Regions from separate parts of the Mus musculus genome. Here region 2 is linked to region 1. The links are chromatin loops, found by intact Hi-C in ENCODE. Cell type or tissue: left cerebral cortex. All regions are shown on one strand.

Region 1 (8,000 bases):
CAGTTTCTCTGGAATTTTCAGACTGTGTTTGGGCTAGAGCATGGAGACTGTTTGGAAATGAAGGGTGCATCTGTCAATGCTTTGGGGATAGAGTGGGGGCAGGGCACAGTGTTTGAGACAGCACTAAACTGTGAGATTGTAGTAGTGACCATGACCAAGACCGCAAACTGAGCTTTTGAACTAAGGCAGTAATTGTGTTAAAATGAACAGGAAGAGATCTTTGAGGTATGTGGTGAGAGAAGAATATTCAGGAGAGCCAGGAGCATGGGGACTCAGCTTCACATTTCCCCACAGAATGTCTTTTGACAAATAATTTCACTTTTGAGTTTTCATTGCCTAAAAATTAGTCAAGATAAATGATGGTGTTTTTCTTAAAGAAATGGTTTCAATTTTATATGAGATTCTATGTATCTGTGTAGTATAGTGTTGGTATATATGCTGTATATCTTGTCATCTCCAGTAACTTTTAGGAGGGGGGATAATAGTAACAACACAGTCAGATGAAGGACAAGGCCTGGTGGGCACATGCCTATAATATAAGTTTGGGGAAGGTTGAGGCTGGAGGATTGCTGTGAGCCAAGGCTAATCTGGGGTGTAAGAGGAATTCCAAGTCAGCTGGACTACATACACAGTGCGGGAACAGGTTGATGGCTAGATGTGTATGGAGTGTGGCTTGTGAGCTCTAGTGTGCTGTTGGCTAAGTGCTTTGAGCATAGGAAGAGTCCTGCATTAGAGAAGGTGATGATTTAGTCAGTCGTGTTCCCTCTCATTTTAATGACTTAATGGCACAGCCGAGGCTAGATAGTGAGACTCTTGTTTAAAAAGAAGGAGAAAAGGCTGAAAAAGCAAGCTGTAAAACTTACCGACTGTCTGAGTCAGGGTTTCTATTCCTGCACAAACATCTTGACCAAGAAGCATGCTTTATTGCGTGTATGCTGATGAGCAGTTTGAATGAAATGTCCACGCCAAAGTCTGTCCTTTCGTAGCTCATTTCGTGCACTTGGTGAAAGTCACTCTGTTCTCTTCCCACGTAGGACTGACTTGATAGCTAATAGCCAGTGTCTGCTTTGTTCCAGAAATCTTGCTAATTCTTTGGGATTTACTGTGGTGAAGAGACTTTGCTTGTCTGAAGCATATGAAGTGATACAGTTTTGGTAGCGTGTGGTGTTCTGAGGTTGTTAGGTGACTCACAGCAAGAGAGAACTAACTTGAGACCCAAAGGATGGTGGCTAATCTTTGTTGTCAAGTTGTGGAATCAACTGGGCTTAACTGTGAGGGATTTCCTTAATTGGATCATTTGAGGTAAGAAAACTCACCCTAACGCTTGACCATGCCTTCTGGCTGCTGCCCAATGCCACAGAAAGAAGATGGGAGAAGGAAGCTTTGCTTTTCCTGTGCTTGCCTTCACTCTCAGTGGCACTGTCTGTCCTGTTACTGGTCTGTCCTGCCGTCCCTTCTCTGTCCCCTCCCCTGCTAGAACCTACTTTTAGGAATTCTAGCATGCAGTGAAGACCAGCAGTTCTTTAGGAAACCCTCTGTAACTCTAGCATCAGACACTGAGAATGTTGAGGCATCCAGTCCTATGGAGTGAACAGTTACTGGATTCTTGTCCTTTGCTTCAGGAGATAGCATTGTTGTACCATCTAGACCACAGCCTTTTAATGTAAAAATTATATTCCTTCTGTTCCTTTTGAGAACCCTGACTGAAAAGTGGGTGTCACAGTGAGGAAAATGGAAGTCTGTTTTGGGCAGAGGGAACCCATGTGTGATGATGGTCCAGAGGCAGAACAGGATAAACAAGCAAAAGAGACATCATTGCACATGTCAAATTCAGAGCTCCTAATTTCTGGAGCAAAGATAAGGGAAGGGAGGGTCTGTGTAGGCATCTCTTTCTTTCTTTCTTTCTTTCTTTCTTTCTTTCTTTCTTTCTTTCTTTCTTTCTTAAGATTTATTTATTTTATGTATGTGAGCACACTGTTGCTATCTTCAGCCACTCCAGAAGAGGGCATCAGATTTGAAATAATATTTTTTCCCATTTTTTTTAATTTAAATTTTATTTTTTAAAGATTTGTTTGTTTTGCCGGGCGGTGGTGGCACACGCCTTTAATCTCAGCACTTGGGAGGCAGAGGCAGGCGGATCTCTGAGTTCGAGGCCACCCTGGTCTACAAAGTGAGTTCCAGGACAGCCAGGGCTACACAGAGAAACCCTGTCTTGAAGAACAAACAAACAAACAAAAAGATTTGTTTTATTTATATGACCACACTGTAGCTGTCTTCAGACACACCAGAAGAGGGCATCAGATCCCATTACAGATGTTTGTGAGCCACCATGTGGTTCCTGGGAATTGAACTCAGGACCAGGAAGAATAAATAGTCAGTGCTCTTTAACTACTGACCCATCACTTCAGCCCAGTAATAATTTTTAAAGAAGAAAAAGAAAACACTGGACTTGTCATTGAATCTCTTGAAAAGCCTAAGGTGAAGAGTCCTATTGAGTCTGTTACACTGTCAGGTCTTCCTGTGAGTCCACATCATTTCATCTCCAGTATTAGGATGTAGTGGAGATGGAGCTCATAAACACAGCATCCTCTAAGTGTCCGTCTGGAGAAGGCTGACGGGTGTGTCAGTGCTGGCTATAGGAGTATCCAGTCTCAATTCTGTCATTGTGGGAAAGCAGGCTTGTGTAGATAGGTTCATGTGTACAGCTTTACTTTACAAACCCAGGCCGTCGTCATTGCTGACCTGTAGCGCTCGCAGGCGTTTTGTCTTTCACACTCCCTCCCTCCCTCAGCTCATCTACTGCATTGCAGTGGAACCTCAGATTACTTTTTTTGTTTGTTTTTTGTTTTGTTAATCTTTTGAGATGGGGCTTCTCTGTATAGCCTTAGCTGTCTTGGAACTTGCTTTGTAGACCAGGTTGGCCTCAAACTGAGAACCCAGAGATCCACCTGCCTCTTCCTCCTCAGTACTGGGATTAAAGATTACCCACTTTCAAGATTACTTTTATTAGGTGATTTTCAAAAGTAAAAATGGACATTTAGGTATGAAGCATTAGTTTGGTTTCCTATTTCAATTTTTTTTTTTTGGAGTATTGAATATAAAGGTCTGGGCCCCTCAATGATTTCCCCATATTCACCTGAAAGATTTCTTTTGTGCACTGGCAAGAATTAGGATAGCTGTTCAGAAACAATAACACTGTCAGGAGCAGTGATGGTTCTCTTTAAATCTTTTTTTCTTTCTTTTTAGGAGGACGACAAATGTAGATTAAAACAAGCCCTGGTCACTCACTGTGACAAGCAAGGCCCCACCCACCCAGTACTGCCAGTGGTGCACATTAATGAATAACATTAATGAATAACTTTTGATTAGCTCTTCAGTATCAGGAATTGCAGCTTGTTTACTTCCTGTCCTTACCGTGTTGCTTATTGCGTGCTCAGGAAAAGTGGGCCTTGGAGTGTGTGCTTTGACACAGGTCTTAGTGGCCATGGCTTCTCATTAGCTCCTCAGGATCCCTTTGGAATCCTGGTTGCCTGGCAGGAGGAGAGGCAGGAGCTGTGAGGAGCTGCCTGGGCTGATGAGAGCTGGGGAAGGGGGAGGGGGAGAGGGAGGAAGGGGGGCTGGTTCCCTGGTGGGAGCGGTGGCTCTTTTGGCTGAGCTTGTGCTCCTGGCTCTGGGAGCTAATTAGTATATGCTCCAAGTGGTCTTTGTTTTATGGATAGCTTCAGTTTGAATTCTTTTAAAACTTTTTAAAAGAAATGCAAATTAGAAAATTCTGTTTTGGGTACAGTCCTTTCTCTTTTGGCAAGTATTTTTGACCTTTAATAATAGTAATTGAAATATTATAGGCTTTAATAACAACTACTACTAATCCACTAAAAAGGTCAGCCTACAATATTAGAATACTGAGCACTTGTGTAATTAGAAGAGTTTTATAATTAGTGTTTAATTATTTCAAGGCTAAGAACAGTATCAGAAGGAGACTCTAGAGGGCAGTGCAGCTCAGCGTATTCGTCCTCTTGCCTCTTAAGTTTTCATTTGGAAAAACAATCCAGGTATTTGCTTTGGGATCTTCCCACATGGTTTTCCAGGTTTTTGGAAATGTAAGTTTTGGAAAGAAGTGATCTGGTTTGTCTTAAAAAGTTTGTTAGATAATACATCATAATGATTTGACCTTAGAGAATGACTTTGCCTGGTATAAACACACTGCCATATAAAAGCTGGGATTTTTATTGACTCGCTCAGTTGAACTGAATTTGCTTTTTGGGCATTTGTGGAACAAATGCAAAAGGAAGGGAATAGCTGGTGTTTGCAAGCCTTTCTTAGGTAGGAACTAGGCATACCCTCTGCTAGAAACTGACATTTTCAACAACTGAGTGGAAATTGTAAATGCCCAATGGATTGATGTCTTCCAGTGCCAAATGTTCCAGAGTTCCTTAGGTATTATGTGCACTACATTCAGCAGTATTTCAAAGGTATTAAACCAATCACTTCCTCTTTAATTTATTTACCTTTAGGGGTTAAACTAATGGTCTCATATATTGGCATAGGCAGGTCTTGGACTTAGAATTCTTTTTTCCTTAGCCTCCTGTATACCTGCAATTACATGTATGTGCCAATAGGCCTGATCTTTCCCTCAGAGTCTTAAAGGTGTGTGGTGTGTATATTCCAGGGAATTCTAGTCCATGCATCATTGTTGTTATTACTGTTTTCTTCCTCTTCTCCCCCTCCCCTCCCCTCCCTTTCCCCCTCCCCCTCATCCCCCCTTCGTCCCCCCCCCCCTTCTTCTTTGGATTGAACTTAGAGCCTTGCACAGCATATAAGGCAAGTGTTTTAAGCATTGAAGTATGTCTTTAGCCATTTATAAATTTTATTTCGGGATAGAGTTTTGTTAAACTGTTCACTTTGATCTTTGCATGCAGTCTAGGCTGTCTTCAAACTTGTGTTCCTGCTCCCTCATGTACTTTTGAGTCATCTGAGTAAGCCATCAAGTCTGTCTGGAAAGAACTGTTTTCAAGTCTAAATGAGCCTTTAAAAATTATTATATACATTTATTTATTTAGAAAATACACATAAACACAGAGAGAGAGAGAGAGAGAGAGAGAGAGGATGATTTGTTTTTTTTCCTTAAAAAAAATGGTTGTAACTCTTTTAGGTCAAAGCTCTGTTCAGTCTAATAACAAGCCTAACCACAGGTAGAAAATGATGGCAGTCAAAAGACAGCTGGTGGGAGTCAATTCTCTCCTTATCCCATGTGTCCCAAGGGATCTACCTTAGGTCATCAGGTTTGGTGGCAAGTGCATTTACCATCATTCCAGCCTCTAAATGAGTTTTTGTCTGTGTGTGTGTGTGTGTGTGTGTGTGTGTGTATGCAGCATGTATATGGAGGCCGGAAGAGAGTGTTGCCTCCCTTGCAGCTGTTGTTGCAGGCTCTTGTGATCTGCCTTGACATAGGTGCTTAGAACCAAATTTAGGTCTTTTAGAAGAGCAGAAATTACTTTAATCAGTGGCCCAGCTCTCTAGCCCCATATGCTTTAGTTTTTTGTGATAGAATTTTACATAGCTCTGGCTGGCTTTGAACTCTTGATTCTTCTGTCTCGATTCTCTTACGTGCTGGGATTGTTGACTTGTGCCATCAGGACTGGCTAAAACAAAGCTATTCAGTTGCATTTATTAGCTGTATCGAATTCCAGTTTATCACTCTTGCTGGGAAGCCTGCCTGTTAAAGCACACTAATATCTGCAGATTCCTGTACAAGCACAGGCAGGGCAGATGAGCAGACTGAGAGGCCGCTTAGGGGCTCCACAGGGAGCTCAGCTGAGTGCCTGTGCCCCTGCCTGTCACCCAGTCCCTGTGGTTAAATTAAATTGTTGTTGGACCTATAACAGGTACAGCCATTTCTTTGGAAAGAAACCGATTAAGAGTTCAAATGATAATCCTATGTGGGGCTGGTGTTACGAGCTCTGGCTGCTCTTCTGAAGGACCCACATGGCAGCTCACAAGTGTCTGAGGCTCCAGTTCCAGTGGACTTGTCACCTTCACACAGACACACATGCAGGCAAGGAATAATAATAATAATAATAATAATAATAATAATAATAATAATAATAATAATAACAACCCAGTAAATTTTGTTTTAAAACGGCCATCCTGTGCATTAGCTTTGGTTATGGGCATTAGCTCACAGCTTCCGGACGCTGTCCAGGTCAGCCCGCTTCTGGTCTTTTCCCACACCGTAAGCACAGGAAGCACATAAGGTAACTGTCCGTTACTCCTCCTCCTCCTCCTCCTCCTCCTCCTCCTCCTCCTCCTCCTCCTCCTCCTCCTCCCTCTCCACACTTCCTCCTCTCTTGGTGAGGGCCTCATGCCCCTTGACCCTTCTCTATTCACTTTTTCTTAGAAGGGGTGAAAAGGGAAGTTGATTGAAGGCTTTTACAGAAAGGAAGTTGAGTAGTCATTATATAATGTCTACAAATAGAAAGCCTTTCATGAAAGGGACATAGAGTAAATATTTTGGGCTTTGCTGGCTCTGTTGTATACATTCCACTTTCCAATTCCACGCTGCCTCTTTGTTTTTCATGAGAGGATTTCTCTGTATAACAGCACTGGGTGTCCTAGAACTCACTTTGTAGTCTAGATTGGCCTCAGACTCATAGAGATGCCTTGCCCCTGCCTCCTGAGTGCTGGGATTAAAGGTGTGTGCCACCACTGCCTAGCCACCTTCCCCTGCCCTCTTTTATTTTTAAAGATTTAATTTATTTTATATGTTTTAGTGTTTTGCCTGGATGTATCTGTACCATGTGCATGCCTGAGGAGATTAGAAGAGGGTAGCAGATTCCCTGGAACTGGTATTAACGATGGTTGTAAGCTACCTTGTGGGGTGCTCAGAATCAAATAGAGGTCCTCTGTAAGAGTTGTAAGTGCTCTTAATGGCTTAGCCATCTCTCAAGCCTCCTTTAACCTTGTCTATGACATACAAAAGTTGACATAAGCAAATAAGTAAATGAACAGACACGAACATTTTCAATAAAAATTTACCTATGAACATTGACATTTGAATTTTCTGTGCCATAAAATATTTTTTCCTTTTTAAATTCACGCTCACAATTATTTGTATATAGAGAAACCATCATAGCCCACCGTCTACTTCTGTACAGCCTATATAAACTATGATGGTTTCTGTATTTACCCAGAAGTGACAACTTCAGCTTATGCATATAAATTGGGTTGCTTTTGTTACCATAAAGAATGAATGTACTTGTTAGTATAATAGATGATTTTTTTTTTTTTTTTATTGTGTGCTGCTCAGGATCAAATACAGGGCCTTTTGACTGCTTGACCCGTGCCCTGCCACTGAGTGTATCTCCAATTAAGAACAGTTTCTGATGGTAACTTTTCGGTTCACAGGTAGAATACTTGGTGGTAACAAGATTAAAACTCGTTTTCCGAGGCTTGGGAAGATTGCTTAGTGGATAAGAGCACTGCCTGCTCGTCTAGGTTCTGTTCCCTGAGCCCACACGATGCTTTACATCATGGTAACTTAAGTTGTATAGGACCTAATGTCTTCTGGCCTTCACAGGCACCAGGCATGAAGTAATCACTCATACATACTACAAAATAAAATAATAAAAGATGAACAAATATAGTTAGTAAAATATAAAGCTACTTTTCTGTGTCAGACTGGCACTTTGGCCGAGGCTTAGAGCAGACTCTTTGGAACAAGTTGAGGAGCCCATTGCAGCTCTGCAGGGTGATTTGCCATCAGCACATCGTTGCCGGGAAGATGGGCTCCAGGCTGGAAACAAAACATGATTCTCTTTCAGGATGTTCTGTTATGTTGGTTTGTGTAGTGTAGTAATAGAAGTCTCCCAGAACTGGAAAGCAGGTTGTCTCAAATTTTTATGTGTTCTCAGAAATAAAGCCTTTTTATTTGAAAGAGCCAAACTGTCCTTTATAGGAAGAGTGACTTTTCTTCCTGGGTTTCATCTTAAACCACAGCCTAC
Region 2 (8,000 bases), 270 kb after region 1:
GTGTGTTCTGCTTTGTGAGAGCCAGAAGCCATCTAGGTTCAATAAGACGGAATTCTAGGCTGCTCGGATGTACGAGGAAGGCATTGTGGGTACAGATTCACCTGTGCTGGCCACCACAGGATTCAGGTGTGAGTGACATCAGCCTCCCAAAATCTAGCAGGGCAGGACCTTGAGTACTTTCCGCACAGGTGCAAGCTCTTTGCTCTGGTGACAGCTCCTGAGGAATTAAAAATGAGCCTTTGTGACTGATGCTTACCTCAGTATGTGTGGTTATTTTACTGCTGGTCCCATTCCCAGCTGAACATGATGGTGTCTCTTCTGTTTCCACTTTGGCCCATCTTTGTACAGTGGACCTGAGTTCAGCTAGTGAGGATGACTTTGACAGTGAGGACAGCGAACAGGAGCTGAAGGGGTACGCCTGCCGTCACTGCTTCACCACCAGTAAGTGGCCTCGGGTGCCCTCCATGCAGGGCAGGTGCTCACTCCCGGGCCGGGCGAGGCTCTGGGCTGCCAGATTAAGAACCTTTCATGTGCTGGATGGAAGCGTGGTGAGCACTGACTGACTTGATGCTTGGGTTGCTTGAAAGCCTTGAGCCTTTCTTCTTCTGACTTGCTTCCCGGTGAGCTACGCTGTACTCAGAACTAACTTACTGGGTAGGAGGGACTCATACACGGTGAGGGGGCAGCTTCTGTTGTTCCTGAGCAGTGGTTATCATCTGAAAGAGGTGGCTACATGGGACTGGCCAGTGGAATCCCCTCATCAGCTTGGGTTGTCCAGGGGCAGGCATCTATCCAAGCTCATAGTCACTCTTGTGACTCAGGGTCAAGTGGAGCCCACAGAAGGGCCCCTCTGTTCAGATATCCCAGAGACAGATGGTTTCCAACATTGCCTGCCTCCACTCATGTAGCCTCCAAAGACTGGCACCACGGGGGCCGGGAAAACATCCTACTGTGCACGGACTGTCGCATCCACTTCAAGAAGTACGGTGAGCTGCCACCCATCGAGAAGCCCGTGGACCCCCCGCCCTTCATGTTCAAGCCTGTCAAGGAGGAGGACGATGGGCTCAGTGGGAAGCATAGCATGAGGACGCGGCGGAGCCGGGGCTCGGTGAGCGGGGGCGCGCACACACACACACACACACACACACACACACACACACGTGCCCTCCCTGAAGGCAGTGGCCTTGCCTGTGGACTGGGGCCATGGAGTGCTCAGGGAGCTTGGTGTTGTTTGTAATCCAGTGCCACCTCCCCCGGGCCCTCGGAACTCTTGTCTCGGGCATGTACGCCACTTGCCTCCAATGGGCACATCTCTAACTTTTAACTTCGTAGTTTCTTTTTCTTAGAATTTGATCCTACATTTTTACATAGGTTAGTGAAGATTTGTCCACCTAGCCATGGTGGCTCACATCTATAATCCTAACATTTGGGAGCTGTGGCAGAAGGATTGCCGTAAACTCAAAGCCAACCTGCCTACATGTGGTACCTTTAATCCCAGCATTCAGGAGGCAGAGACAGGCCAATCTCTGAATTTGAGGCCAGCCTGGTTTATGGAGTAAGGTCCAGGACAGCCAGGGCGACACAGAGAACCCCTGTTTGTGGGGTGGGGGAGCACAGCAATGGCTGCAGCTTTGTTTAACCTAGGTCAGGTGTGTCTAGGGCCATGCGAGGGTCTTTGAGGCTTGCGGCAGTGAGCACTGAGGGATCTTTCTCCCCAGCACTGACCTCTCCGAGGGCCTTTCTGGCAGGTGAACAGAATGGTCTGACCTCAGCTGAGCCACAGCCAGGCAACTGTGCGAGTTGCCTGCAGTACTTCACAGCCTTGTCTCCTTGGGTGACTTCTGTCCTTTTGATTAATCCACAGATGTTCTGTGGTGTGGTTTGTTGGTGAGCATGGGCAGTCAGCTGACTTCTCCTTACCCCTCAGAGCCCTGCTCATTTCCGAGGTCTTCCCTCAGGATGTGTTTCTGGGTTTGGGTGAATTTATGAACTCACTGTTGAGCCTACCTTGCCAATGACTAGACTTAGATGGCATCTGTGGGGCCTGGAAGTCCATTCTCACTTTTGTTTGGTTTTGGAGGGGCAGATGTCTACACTACGCAGTGGTCGGAAGAAGCAGCCCACCAGTCCTGATGGTCGTGCCTCACCCATCAATGAAGACATCCGATCCAGTGGCCGGAACTCCCCCAGTGCTGCTAGCACTTCCAGCAATGACAGTAAAGCAGAGACAGTGAAGAAGTCAGCCAAGGTCAGGGACTGGGGTGCAGTGGAAGCTCCCTGCTCTCTCCCTCCCATCTGGGCCTTGACATTTCCCTGGCTAGGGCCTAGAGAAATGGGGTCTTCTGCCACAAATTTGCCAAGGCCCCAGAGACAGAATGGAGTGGTTGGTAGGCTCCTAGGGCCGAGGATTCTCCTTTCTAGCTAGCTGCTCCTTTGGCCCCCTTATTGGCCCTTTGGAGAGCAGCGTCCACAAACTCTCATCTCTTCTGCTTCCACTGTAGAAGGTGAAGGAAGAGGCTGCATCCCCTCTGAAGAGCACCAAGCGCCAGCGGGAGAAGGTGGCCTCTGACACAGAAGACACTGATAGGATCACCTCCAAAAAGACAAAGACCCAGGTGAGGCTCCTGTGACACCCTGACACCCCACCTCCACTGCACACAAGCTCAGGTCCTCCTGGGGAAGGCATTGCCTAACTTCCAGGAAAGAACAAGTCTGGATCCTGCCTTCTTCGGGCAAGAGCTGAGCTCCCTGCTGCCTCTGCATAGACCTTGGTTGTGTCACACACTAGCCATGCGTGCAGAGCTCTACTTTCTACATCTCTTGCTTCTCTGCTTTTAGGAGATTAGCCGTCCCAACTCTCCCTCTGAAGGAGAGGGGGAGAGTTCGGACAGTCGCAGTGTCAACGATGAGGGCAGCAGTGACCCGAAAGACATTGACCAGGATAATCGCAGCACGTCTCCCAGTATCCCCAGCCCTCAGGATAATGAGAGTGACTCGGACTCATCAGCACAGCAGCAGATGTTGCAGGCCCAGCCCCCAGCCTTGCAAGCTCCCAGTGGTGCTGCCTCGGCTCCCTCCACAGCCCCTCCAGGAACACCCCAGCTTCCCACCCAAGGACCCACACCCTCTGCCACTGCAGTCCCTCCACAGGGCTCCCCTGCAACCTCACAGCCCCCTAACCAGACTCAGTCTACAGTTGCACCTGCAGCCCACACCCACATCCAACAGGCACCCACCCTGCACCCCCCTCGGCTGCCCTCACCTCATCCTCCACTGCAGCCTATGACTGCACCGCCTAGCCAGAGCTCTGCACAACCTCACCCCCAGCCCTCCTTGCACAGTCAGGGCCCGCCTGGCCCTCACAGCCTACAGACTGGACCCCTGTTACAGCACCCAGGACCTCCTCAGCCCTTTGGACTTCCTTCCCAGCCCTCCCAAGGTCAGGGCCCTCTGGGCCCCTCCCCGGCAGCAGCTCATCCTCATAGCACCATACAGCTTCCAGCGTCGCAGTCAGCGCTGCAGCCCCAACAGCCCCCAAGGGAACAGCCCTTGCCTCCTGCCCCTTTAGCTATGCCTCACATCAAACCCCCACCCACCACACCAATTCCCCAGCTTCCAGCACCACAAGCCCACAAACATCCGCCTCACCTCTCAGGCCCCTCCCCCTTCTCTCTGAATGCCAATCTGCCACCCCCGCCAGCCCTGAAACCCCTGAGCTCACTGTCCACACACCACCCTCCCTCAGCCCACCCTCCACCCTTACAACTCATGCCTCAGAGCCAGCCCTTGCCCTCTTCACCTGCCCAGCCACCTGGGCTGACCCAGAGCCAGAGCCTACCACCTCCTGCTGCCTCCCATCCTACCACTGGCCTCCACCAGGTGCCCTCCCAATCCCCATTTCCCCAGCACCCTTTCGTACCTGGAGGCCCCCCTCCCATCACCCCGCCCTCCTGCCCCCCCACTTCCACCCCTCCTGCCGGGCCCAGCTCCTCATCACAGCCACCCTGCTCTGCTGCTGTGTCTTCTGGAGGCAGTGTTCCTGGGGCGCCATCTTGCCCACTCCCTGCTGTGCAAATCAAGGAGGAGGCTCTGGATGAAGCTGAGGAGCCAGAGAGCCCTCCTCCACCCCCCAGGAGCCCATCCCCTGAGCCCACTGTAGTGGACACCCCCAGCCATGCCAGCCAGTCTGCCAGGTACTGCTTCTGAGGACCGTGGGCCCACCTGGGTGTGGGTGGACTTGGTGGAGGCGAGGAAGGGTGCGGCCCTCAGCAGGAGCCCCAACCAGACCTGCTACCTCTCTAGGTTCTACAAACACCTGGACCGGGGCTACAACTCGTGTGCACGGACAGACCTGTACTTCATGCCTCTGGCTGGATCCAAACTAGCCAAGAAGAGGGAGGAGGCCATTGAGAAGGCCAAGCGGGAGGCTGAACAGAAAGCCCGAGAGGAACGGGAGCGGGAGAAAGAGAAGGAAAAAGAGCGAGAACGGGAGAGAGAGCGGGAACGGGAGGCAGAGCGCGCTGCTGTGAGTCCTGAAGGGGCCTGACAAGCAGGAAAGCAGTGTCCCCAGCCAGGCGTGGCGACTGGCATGGATCCCAGGCTGTTAGTGTTCTCTAGGCTGTAAGCTATTTATTGCCCGGCAGTCAAGACTCTGACTGGTCCTTTGCTTGCAGCTTATAGAGTTGTCTCCTCCTTAATCTTGAGGTGTCAGAGAGACAGGAGGGGTGATTTAACAGGGGAGTGGGGATACACAGGGGCATCCTGTTTTGAAGCCCACTTGTGGGCTGGGTATCTGGTACCTGCTTGACCAGGAAGTATGAGGGATGCCAAATCTGGAAGTGGCAGCATTTGAAATTTCATCACAGTAGATTTCATAGCCTGCTTGGCTCTCTGGTGCATAGATACACAGCTGTAACTGTTAGCACAAGTGCACACATGCACTCATCCTCACTATAAGGGGAACTGCAGGCAGGCACAGATCAGAGTGTGGTAGTGGAGTCTGGGCTGTCCTGATGCCTGACCTGACAAAGATCCCTTGTCACTGTGTTGGGGTGAAGGGACTAAATTGGCCTACCTCTGTAGTGAGCGCCCGACTTAGACCCCCCTTTTTACTTCAGCAGAAGGCATCCAGCTCTGCACATGAAGGCCGTCTTAGTGACCCTCAGCTCAGTGGCCCGGGTCACATGCGACCCTCCTTCGAGCCACCACCGACCACAATCGCTGCTGTGCCCCCATATATTGGGCCTGACACACCTGCCCTCCGGACACTGAGCGAATATGCTCGGCCTCATGTCATGTCTCCCACCAACCGCAACCACCCCTTCTACATGCCCCTTAATCCCACCGACCCCCTGCTGGCCTACCACATGCCTGGCTTGTACAATGTTGATCCCACCATCCGCGAGCGGGAGCTCCGAGAGCGCGAGATCAGAGAGCGCGAGATCCGGGAGCGGGAATTGCGGGAGAGGATGAAGCCAGGCTTTGAGGTGAAGCCCCCAGAGCTGGACCCCCTGCACCCAGCCACCAACCCCATGGAGCATTTTGCCCGGCACAGCGCCCTCACCATCCCTCCTGCAGCTGGCCCCCACCCCTTTGCCTCTTTCCACCCGGGCCTCAACCCTTTGGAGCGGGAGAGACTGGCACTAGCAGGTCCTCAGCTGCGGCCTGAGATGAGTTACCCAGACAGACTGGCAGCCGAGCGCATCCATGCTGAGCGTATGGCATCACTCACCAGCGACCCCCTGGCACGACTGCAGATGTTTAATGTCACTCCACACCATCACCAGCATTCACACATCCACTCCCACCTCCACCTCCACCAGCAGGATCCTCTCCACCAAGGTGTGTACCCAATTCAGAAGCAAGGCTGGAGGCAGCTTCTGTCCAAGAATCACACTTCTTTCTGTGCTCTACACCTGGGCTTCCTTCGGCAGAGAGGCCTCTAGAGAAGCCTAGTCCTGTGCTGTGGGTAGGAGACAACAGATCAGGGCTCTCATGGCCTTCAGAGCCAGGTCTGGATATAGGCACTGGGCTACCTAAAGAAAATGCCTCTTTTCCCACAGTGGGGTGGGGAGGGGGTGCGGCGGAGGGCAGGACTTCCACTAGCTTTGAATCAGTGGCCAGGCAAAGCACAGCTCTGTCCTTTGGGAACTGAGTTCCTGAAGGTCCATTCTCTAGGCAGCTGCGGGAAGACTGGTCTGAGGCAGAGGCAGACACAGCAGGTACCACTCACTCCCTTCAAAGCTTCATGGAATTGGTTATGAGGGAGGCTGGCTATGAGTCCAAAAAGTGGGGCAGCATTGAGATCAGAGGGCTACTGCAATGGGTGAGAGTAAGCCAGGGTGAGCAGCCAGAAGGGCCCACAGAAGGCCTGAGGTTGAGTGCTCCTCACCGGGGACCCAGGACAGGACTGACCAGGGTGAATACACTGCATAGATTATGAAGAAGAAATGGCATTAGCTGTGAGCTGAGGAGCTAGAGCTGCGTCCACCTATGCTGGGTTCTCAAAGACGCACAATGCTCAGCTGTTTTAGGCGTGGTGGCAAGAAATGGCTGGTCAGGGCTGAGCTCTGTACTGCTCTCCGCCTTACTACTGTACTCCCCAAAAGGAGGTCAGGACTCTGCAGCCAGGTGATAGTTCCCATCCTCATGAGCCAGAGCCATCTTGGGTGAAAGGGAAGTCACAGTGGGACTCAAAGGAAGGAGAGCCAGAGCCATACACCTGCTACATCTGGACCTGAGTCTGTCTGTCTGTTTGTTTGTTTTAGGTTCAGCAGGCCCAGTTCACCCCCTGGTTGACCCCTTGACTGCTGGCCCTCACTTAGCTCGCTTCCCCTATCCCCCGGGCACCCTCCCTAACCCTCTACTTGGACAGCCCCCTCACGAGCACGAGATGCTGCGCCACCCAGTTTTTGGTAAGAAATCACTGGAGGACAACGTGGGGTTCCAAATGGAAGTTGGGATTGAGTCAGATCAGCAGCTCACTTTACCAACTGCACATAGGGACCAGGCAGGTAGACTGCTGGGCAGGGTTTGAAGTACAGAGGCCATAAATGCACAGCAAAATAGCCTGGCAGGAACCAGGCCTGCCTGGGCTGCAGGCACCTGACAGGTTGAGGTCTGGGGAGGAGGAGAAGAGGGCAGGCAAGGTCTGGGCATGAGGTCTAGGAGTCGCTGGTATAAGCTCCTGGCTTCAGGGCCTCTGCTGAGCAGCCCTGCCCCTGGGGAAGCTCTGTAGAGCCTGGGAAGGGCTGGCTCGGCTTTCCTTGCTGGGGAGTGAGCACTCTGCTGAGCCCTCTCCCCTCCTTCCTGGTCTGTCTTGGTTGCTCTGGTCATGGCTGCTCCCTTGACTTGTTTTTGTAGCAGAGCCTGTTTTGCGCTTGGCAGGCACCCCCTATCCCCGAGACCTGCCTGGGGCTATTCCACCCCCCATGTCAGCAGCCCACCAGCTTCAGGCCATGCATGCCCAGTCAGCCGAGCTACAGAGACTAGCCATGGAGCAGCAGTGGCTGCACGGACATCCACACATGCATGGTGGCCATCTGCCAAGTCAGGAGGATTATTACAGGTGAGGTGAGGGGGGCACAGGCTTCTCACCCCAACCTTATCCCCATGAAGCAAGCACCAGGGCCACCCCCTTTTTTCTGAGAGAAAGGGATGGATGCATGCGAGCATGACTTGGCTACGAGAGACTGCTGGGTGGGGTGGAACCTAGAAGCAGACAGATTGGCCAGTCTTTGCCTGTAGCTGCAGGGTCGCCTCCTGCATCACCTAGCATGTCCTGATGTCCATTCTTCTGTTTTCTCGTTTCTCACCAGTCGACTGAAGAAAGAAGGTGACAAGCAGTTATAAGTTATTTATTTGTTAATGCTGGCTGTGGAAACCCCAGTTCTAGGGGGCAGAAACAGGACATTTACATCTAGTAGGGGCTGCAAGAGCAAAGAGGAATATCGTCTAAAGATTTCTCTATATATTTAAAACCCACAACTAAAACACATCTG

The links. Peaks named below come from ENCODE experiments on the same cell type or tissue, not always from the same donor. Only the 100,000 strongest peaks of a DNase experiment are listed, where the experiment ranks them.
Region 2: it touches region 1 in a loop (3-fold over the local background); 16 of 42 quality-filtered maps call a loop at or near these places.

The regions. Positions count from the first base shown.
Region 1 is chr4:150,343,504-150,351,503 of GRCm38, forward strand. The region is part of intron 1 of Rere (arginine glutamic acid dipeptide (RE) repeats); the gene reads left to right. Among named protein-coding and RNA genes, the nearest start is that of Rere, 66 kb to the left of the region's middle. In left cerebral cortex, CTCF peaks have their summits at 2,008 (motif pointing right), 2,249 (motif pointing right) and 3,978 (motif pointing right); DNase peaks (open chromatin) are centred at 1,006, 3,598 and 3,994.
Region 2 is chr4:150,611,639-150,619,638 of GRCm38, forward strand. Rere (arginine glutamic acid dipeptide (RE) repeats) reads left to right here. Exons shown (of 23, transcript NM_001085492.1): 14 at 349-441; 15 at 909-1,108; 16 at 2,087-2,248; 17 at 2,502-2,615; 18 at 2,839-4,193; 19 at 4,303-4,525; 20 at 5,121-5,841; 21 at 6,768-6,914; 22 at 7,387-7,567; 23 at 7,818-8,000. The coding sequence ends at 7,851. Among named protein-coding and RNA genes, the nearest start is that of Slc45a1, 37 kb to the right of the region's middle. In left cerebral cortex, no CTCF peak of the experiment used is centred here; a DNase peak (open chromatin) is centred at 4,612; H3K27ac peaks cover 398 bases.